Regions from separate parts of the Homo sapiens genome. Here region 1 is linked to region 2. The links are chromatin contacts, found by Hi-C in ENCODE. All regions are on one chromosome and are shown on one strand. Each heading gives the region's core, a stretch centred on a gene start or an enhancer-like site at or near the end of the contact. The rest is flanking DNA. Distances are from core to core; before and after follow the strand shown. Region 1 holds the start of PRDM11 (PR/SET domain 11). Region 2 overlaps PRDM11 (PR/SET domain 11).

Region 1 (3,470 bases), core at 229-2,728, 63 kb before region 2:
CAGAGCCAGGAACGTGGGTATTACTGTGCACCACTTTGCAGATGTGGGAAATAAAGGCTCAGAGAGGTGAAGCCAGTTGCTCCAGATCACACAGCCAGTAACAGGCATGAGATTCCAAGAAGCTGTGTTTGTGACGCCAGAGTCAAGGGAAACAAATGATGTGGTACCCACAGTGCTCCCTCCCTCATCACCCCCACCGCCTCCAGCTCCACATCCAGATTCCAAAAGCCATGAGCACCCCCATCTGACCATGAACGCCCATCTGACCATGAACGCCCATCTGCGGATCGCCAGCAGCAAGGTTGACACGGAACTCCTTCCGCCTTGGGAGGAGGCTTCCCTGGGGTAGTACCCTCTGGGGGCCGTCTGGGCAACTCTTGCAGGGCTTCGTGGATGTTTGGGGAAAGCACTGGACAGCGCCTCGCCCAGGTGCCTTCCTGGGAATCACCAACTGGGGTTTACTGCCCCAATTTTGGAGCTTGCACAGAGCATCCTCCCTTGGTAGGAGAGACGTCGCCATTGGGCCACAGGACTTGTAGAGGACGCCACGAGAAAGGGGTTGATTGGGGAATGGTTGTCCTGGTTACGCCACCCTGCAGTGTCCCTTGCCCTCCTCCAAGGCTTCCAGCCCCATCGCAACCTGTCAGTTTTCCAGGCGCTCAGGAAAGCATGTCAAGCACTCAAGCACTCTGTGACAATTCCACCCCCGGCCCAGTCTTTCCCTCTTCACCCCCTCTCTGTGATGTCGAATCCCATTTCACAGATGGAGAAACTGAGGAATCGAGCAAGTGAATGCCGCTTAAACATCTTTTCCAAGCCAGCCAGGGACCAGCCCCTCCAGTTCTCAGAATCTCTCTCCCTCTGTAACATATTTTGACTTGAAGAACATGTGCGATTCGTGACTACAAAACCGCAACCCCACATAAAGAGTTAATATTTTTAACGAACCCCAAGCCCCTCACCCTCAGCCTTCGCGGGACGCCTGCGTCTCGCAACTTCAGTTTGTATCTCCAAACTGCTGAGCATTCAAAGGGTTAAATGGGACCGGGAGGGGGCCAGCCGCGGAGCCCTGAAAGGGTTAAAAATCCAAACGCGTCGACTCCCCCCGACTATTTGGTTCCAAATGGACAGCCACGCGACCGGGAGAGCCAGGGAGCCCCCCTCACAATGACTTTATTAAAATTTGAGAACTTTTACTTCTGACCCCAAAAAAGTATCCCAGTTCGAAAGTTCTCTCTTAACCTTTTCTTTTTTTCATCTATTTTTTTCTCGATTTCTCCACGGGCTGGATTATAAAACGCTCCCTCTCCCTTTGGGTTTGGAGAGCCGGGTTCCCCCCTCCGGGCAGGGCGCGGGCCTAAGGGGCCCCGGGAGTTTTCTCCGGGGCCGGGTCGGGACGCGGCTGGTGAGTCCCGGCTCCGGCCCCTGAATTGGGGGGTCCGCGTCTGCCCCAAACGCCGCTTTCTTCCGTTTTCCATGTCATTTCCTGTACTAATAAGATGGTGGTCAAAGCAGGGGAGGAGAGCAGCAGCGAGTCGCCGCCGCCGCCGCGCCGAGGCTGGCGCTGAAACTTTGCCTCGCCGGGGACCAGCGCGCCCGCAGCGCGGCCGCTCCCTCCGCGGGGGCCGCCAGCCGAGGCCGCGCCGCCTCCGCCGAGCCGCCCGCCGGGCCGCTCTCGCCGCCCGGGCCCCGCGGCTGCCGCAGCATTCCCGGGAAGGTGAGTCAGCCCCGGTAGCCAATGTGGCCATTGAAAATGGCTTCGGAGAGCGCTCGGCAGTTTGCCAGCGAGCGCGGGGGCCGCCGGTGCGGGGGCCGGGAGCGGCGGCTGGGGGCGGGGGCGGCCGGGGGTCTCGGCGCGGGCGCGGGGCGGGGGTCCGGACGGCGCCGGCGCGGGGTGGGGGGCGGCCCGCCGTGGCCGCGAGGTGGGTGAACCCTCGGCAGGTAGCTGCCGCCGCCGCGGGAGCCGGGGGCCGCCCTCCGCCTCCTTCCTCCCAGCTCGCTCGCTCCTCGCCTTGTTACAATGTAGCCTTTTCTCTCCGCAAGCGGCGCGCCCGCTGACGGACGTGGCCGCCGACCAATGGGAGTGGCGGCCCGGGCCGAGCGCTCGGAATGAGAACGCGGTGACACGGACGGGGCGGGGCGCGGACGCCGACGCCAGAGGGCTCGCCGCGGCCGCCGGCCTAGTTCTCGCGGACGCCCTCGGCCCCGCGCCGGGGGCTGCTGCGGGGTGCTCGGGGATGAAGGTGGGAGGCGTCCTTTGGGATGCGACGAAGCCTTCTCCATCGCGGTTCGCGATTGCCCGCGAAGCGTGGCCGAGCCGGAGGGCATTTCTGGAATGCGTTTTAAGTGTCAGTTGCGGTGTAGACTCTTCGGGAAACCTCTCCGGAGCGTAGCCTCCACCCCCCACTCGCAGTCCCCAAGGTACTCTCCTATGCAGAAACTGCAGAAACTTAGCGGCCAATGACCTCTCTCCGGTCAAGGCCAGCGTGCTCTAGGCGAGTCGCTGCAAAGAGAATACCAATGTCTTGGGCGATGCTGGTGAAAAATTGCTGGTGTGTGTCTAGAGCCCAGTTGGGAGATGGGGGCTTAGAACCCCCCAGGCTGGGCTGGGATTTAGGGGAGAAAAATGTGAAACGTCTCCTCTTTCCTAGACGTTTGCTTCGTGTGGAGAAAGGCTGTGCTGTATAATTTAGAGTGGCTGTAAGGAAACACACCCAGCCCTTTGTGCGTGGGGCCAGGAGGCAATGATGAGAGATTGCTCTTGGTACCTGGAAACCCTATAAACTTTGGGGGTTTGGGGACAGAAGAATTTTCTGTGGAGCATGATGCCTGTAGCAACCAAGCTGGTCCTTGCCCACATTTCCTCTTGGGAGGGAGGAAGGTTCGGGCTTTCCTAGGGTCATTGTTGGAGGTGTAGGGTCGTAGTTGGGGAGCAGGGCACAGTCTTTGCCCGCCGACTCTCTGAAAGGTGGACAAGCAGAGTTCTATAGGGCACGTGTAGAAACCTTCCCTTCTGGGAATAGAGCCCAGACCTCTTGCTGTATTCAGTTTAATGGAAAGGCTTTCTCTCTTTGAATTCTACCTCCTCCTCATAGTCACTGTCTGACTTTGGACTTCACATCGTTGTCTTTGGCCTCTCTGAGCCTTGTGTCTCCATCCCTGAGTCCAACAAAACCTGCCCGGCAAGGAAGTTGTGAAATTAAATGAGATAGCAAAGATGAAATGCCTGTTCCAGGGCCTGGCATACTGTTTAAGAAGTGTTCTCCCCCAGAATCACGGCAGAAGGTACTGACCTGGGAATATCAGAATTGCCCCCACAGACCCCACCGTGGTCCATCCAGTCTCAAACTGACAGGGCCCCAAGGAACAGCTGGTGGCAGGGTCTCGTTTCCTTCCCTGGTGACGTTCACAAAGATGAGGGACTCCCCTCAGTTGTCCTAGGAGTCCTAGATTGGTCATGATAGCCATCA
Region 2 (3,666 bases), core at 477-2,976:
GACCGGGACGGGGAAGGGGAAGAGAGCCACTAGGCAGAATAAGCTTTCTGTGGCCACACCCTAATCATGGCATTGTCACTGCTACACCCAACGGTAGCCAGTGTAAATAGTTTCCCTGGTTACGTATTCTTCCGAGCCATTCATTCAGCTGTAGGGCTGTAGGTAAATATCGCTTTATAGAGGCAATGGGCTAATCCTAATTTCAATAAGATCCTTTACTGCTATCTTTAAGAGATTTTAAGCCCCTTACATCATGATGTGTTTCCCTCCTTAGTAATAAACCCGAAGAGTTGTGGTTGTTATTCTGGACAGGGAGAATAAGGTGTGAAAGGTTGAACATGAACTGCCCTAGCTCTCACCGCTAGTAAGAGCTAAAGCAGGCCCTGAAACCAAGGCCTTCGACTCTGAGTTCAGTGCTCCCTCCCATGTAACGCCGTCTCTTCTTTCCACCCTCCCCTCCGAGGAGTAGTGGAAGGGACCTCTCAGTAGGAGGAGGGTGTGGTGGGGGCCAGGTTGCCCCAGGTGCCTCCTGGCTCCCCAGCTGGGGGCCAGCAATTAGGAAGGAGAACCACCTGCATTGACGGTCATTTACCCAATTGTGCTTTGTGGGATATTCAACCCAAGGAATGTGGCACACCTGGCTGAGCGTAAGAGGAAGCCCAAGTTCTCCAAGGAGGAGCTGGACATTCTTGTCACAGAGGTGACCCACCATGAAGCAGTGCTCTTTGGGAGGGAGACCATGCGGCTGTCCCATGCTGACAGGGACAAGATTTGGGAAGGCATAGCCCGGAAAATCACCTCCGTCAGCCAGGTGCCCCGCTCCGTCAAGGACATTAAGCACAGATGGGATGACATGAAACGGAGGACCAAGGACAAGCTGGCCTTCATGCAGCAGTCCCTGTCGGGCCCTGGGGCCGGGGGCCGGGCCCCCACCATCGTGCTCACGGCCCACGAGAGGGCCATCAAGTCGGCGCTGCTCACGGCCCGTGCAGGGCGCGGCTTCCCCAGGGCGGAACTGGATGGCACCGACAGCCCTTCGACCAGCTGTGAGTATCACCAGTCCCCCCCGCCACCCAGCCGGCTGCCTGCCCCCCAGCTTACAGTCCACAGTCTCCCACCGACTTTCCCTCTGGTTCTCTCCTGTCCCTCTCTGTCCAGCCCACTCTTTCCATCCTCCCCTCCTTCTCCCACTCTTCTCCTCTCCATCCCTTTTTGCATTCATTCTCGAATATTTACTGAGCATCTCCGTGCCAGAGCCGTGCTAGGAGCTGGGAAGACAGCTGTGTGTAAACCCCACGCAGGCCCTGCTCTTGGGGAGACCCTGGACTCCTAGGAATAAACCAACGTTAAATAATTGCACGAGTAAACTGGAAACGAAGGGATGGAGGACACAGGAGTCCAGGAGGTCCCGAGAGCAGGGCTGACTTCATGAGCATGCAACCTGAACAGTCACAGGGGCCGCGGGGTTTCAGGCTCTGCTGTCGCCATCTGGACATTCTTCATAGTTTTTGAGCCAGGGGCCCCACGTTTTCATTTTGCATTTGACCCTGCAGGTTATGTAGCAGCTCTGTCTGAGAGTTAAGGAGTGGGTAAAACTGGCTCCACTGGGGACTGGGGAGGGCTCCCTGAAGAAGTCCAGCGGACTAGGATGTGAAGAGTAAGAGTTAACCAGGCCAGGCAGCAGCGTGGGGCGCGGAGAAGGGGAGGGGAGGCGCGCAGGCAGAGAACAGCATGTACGAGGCCCCGCATCAGGAAGGCGCTTGGCACGTTCCAGGAACAGTGAGAAGCCAGGAAAGCCCAAGTGTAGCAGCGCGGGGGAGGGGGCTGGAGACGAGGCGGCCAAGCTGTGAAGGCCCGGGCCGGGCCATGGAAAGATCAGTTCCTTTCTGTGTCTGGTCCTGACTGCTTTGTTCCTCTATTATTACTCCCCTGCCTGAGCCACGCTGCCTGCCCCCACTTTTCTGTGTGCTGCCTCTCAGCTCCCTCTCCATCCTCCTGGCTGCTCCGCCACCCGCTCCCCACCCCTCTTCTCCCTCTGTACTTGTCCCTGCCTTTCCTCTCTACTTCCTGTGTCTCACATGCACTTTGAAGCCAGGGCCCCAGCGGCCGAGGCGGGTGTCCCTTGGGGCTGGAGTTCTAGTTGGGGCTCAGCAGAAGGGGGAGCACTAAAGGCCTCCGCAGGGACTGCAACCCTTCCTTTCCACTTCTGCACATCTCCCCCGTGCCCCGCCAGCTGCAGTCCCCACTAGAGGCCGTCTGCCTGACCGGCTCGTGAGTGGTGGGAGCCAGGCAGGAGGGGCCCCAGGGAAGCAGCCGTGGCTCAGCCCATGGGAAGGTGCTTTGCAAAGACTCACTTGCACCTTCCCTTCCCGGGCCCCCTGCCATTGTGATCCACTTGCTTCCTGTTTGGCTGGGGCTCCTGACAGGTGGCAGTTCACAGAGTCAGATGTTTAGGACTGGAAAAGAACATGGAGACCATTTAGTTCAACTTCCTTGCAATGCAGAAAGTAAGCTCTGAAAACCAAGGTGGCCCTGAGCTCAATTCAGAAGCAGGACTTGAACCCGGGTCTGCTGGCTTCCTGTGAATCAGTGTTTTCCTAAGTCTTAAGAGGATTCCACCCCGTGATAAGAAAAAATGGGGGGGTCAGCATCCAGTAAAGCCTGTTCCCTGCATCCTGCTCCGCTCACCCCTCCATCTCCCTGAGACTGAATGTAATGAGGCCACCAAAGGTAACCTGGGCTGGCAGGGAGCCCGAGTGTGCCATCAGGCAGAGCCCGCTCACCCCCATGGCAGGCTCACAGCCCTCCTTTTCCTGGCAGTGGCCAGCTGCGGCAGCACTCGGCCAGGGGCTTGGCAGAACGGGGACCTGGGAGGGAAGGAGCAGCATCACCTCGCCGGGTCTCACTCCTTCCAACACTGGCCATGCTAGACAGGTCTCTGGGATCTCAGGGGATGGCTGCTGTCCCACCAAACACTGCCAAGAGACACAGGACTCTTACCAAGCTGGCCCAAGTGAGCCCCCAGGACCCCTGGGAGGCATGAGGTAACTGTAAGATAAACCTGTCTGTCCTCCCCATCACCTTCCTGGGGGGTGGTTCTGAGTTGAGTCCGCAGATCCAGGCAGGGAGGGCTTGCCTGTCAGTAGGGTCAGCCCATACATCATTTAATCCTGCCACAGGGATCAGCCCATACCCTTGGTCACCAGAAAGCAGGACCCACATGTGCAGAGGCTGGGCCCCCTCCCTGTGTCCGGCTGCAAGGAGCAGTCTGTCCGATGGCCCCTGTGGATGGGAGCACGATGTGACTGAACTGGAAGCCTGCCTTGGGGGACAGGGGGACAGCAGGGCTGGTTGCAGAGGTGGCTCTCCTGCTCTGCACTGTCCTGCCAGTTTCTTCAGCCTGTCAGCATGTGCTGCAGTGATTTAAAGATGCAGATTCCATATTAGTAGTCTTTTATCCCTCACCCCCTTCCCACTCTTCCCCCCAAGTCCGCAAAGTCCGTTGTATCAATCTTATGCCTTTGTGTCATATGGCACAGTGTATACTGCTTGGGTCATGGGTGCACCAAAATCTCACAAGTCACCACTGAAGAACTTCCTCATGTAACCAAACACCACCTGTACCCCAATAACTTATGGAAAAAAAAGTGTGCAGATTCCAGCAAG

The links. A loop is a pair of places that touch in the nucleus more often than their neighbours do. Pooled maps may share reads with other maps.
Region 1: a loop to region 2 is called in a map of heart left ventricle, with 12 times the contacts of the local background. The contact joins the promoter of PRDM11 here to the enhancer-like site in region 2. A Hi-C loop is called at or near these places in 20 of 168 maps with a recorded cell type or tissue (Right ventricle myocardium inferior, ascending aorta, chondrocyte and 11 more), 1 of 37 single-sample maps with no recorded cell type and 23 of 50 pooled maps.

The regions. Positions count from the first base shown.
Region 1 is chr11:45,145,161-45,148,630 of GRCh38, forward strand. It overlaps PRDM11 (PR/SET domain 11), which reads left to right and starts at 1,479. Exons shown (of 8, transcript NM_001384648.1): 1 at 1,479-1,717. LOC105376652 (a long non-coding RNA gene) reads right to left here and starts at 1,623. Exons shown (of 6, transcript XR_931241.3): 1 at 1-1,623. RefSeq lists silencers at 1,880-1,959, 2,040-2,229.
Region 2 is chr11:45,208,250-45,211,915 of GRCh38, forward strand. All of the region lies in intron 5 of PRDM11 (PR/SET domain 11), which reads left to right. Among named protein-coding and RNA genes, the nearest start is that of PRDM11, 63 kb to the left of the region's middle. RefSeq lists enhancers at 1,151-1,898, 1,899-2,646, 2,647-3,393. Within about 2 kb of position 1,727, at least 24 of the 41 ENCODE cell types and tissues checked have a DNase peak (open chromatin) inside an H3K27ac peak, as active enhancers do; they include ascending aorta, heart left ventricle, heart right ventricle and 5 more, where a contact is called at or near this core.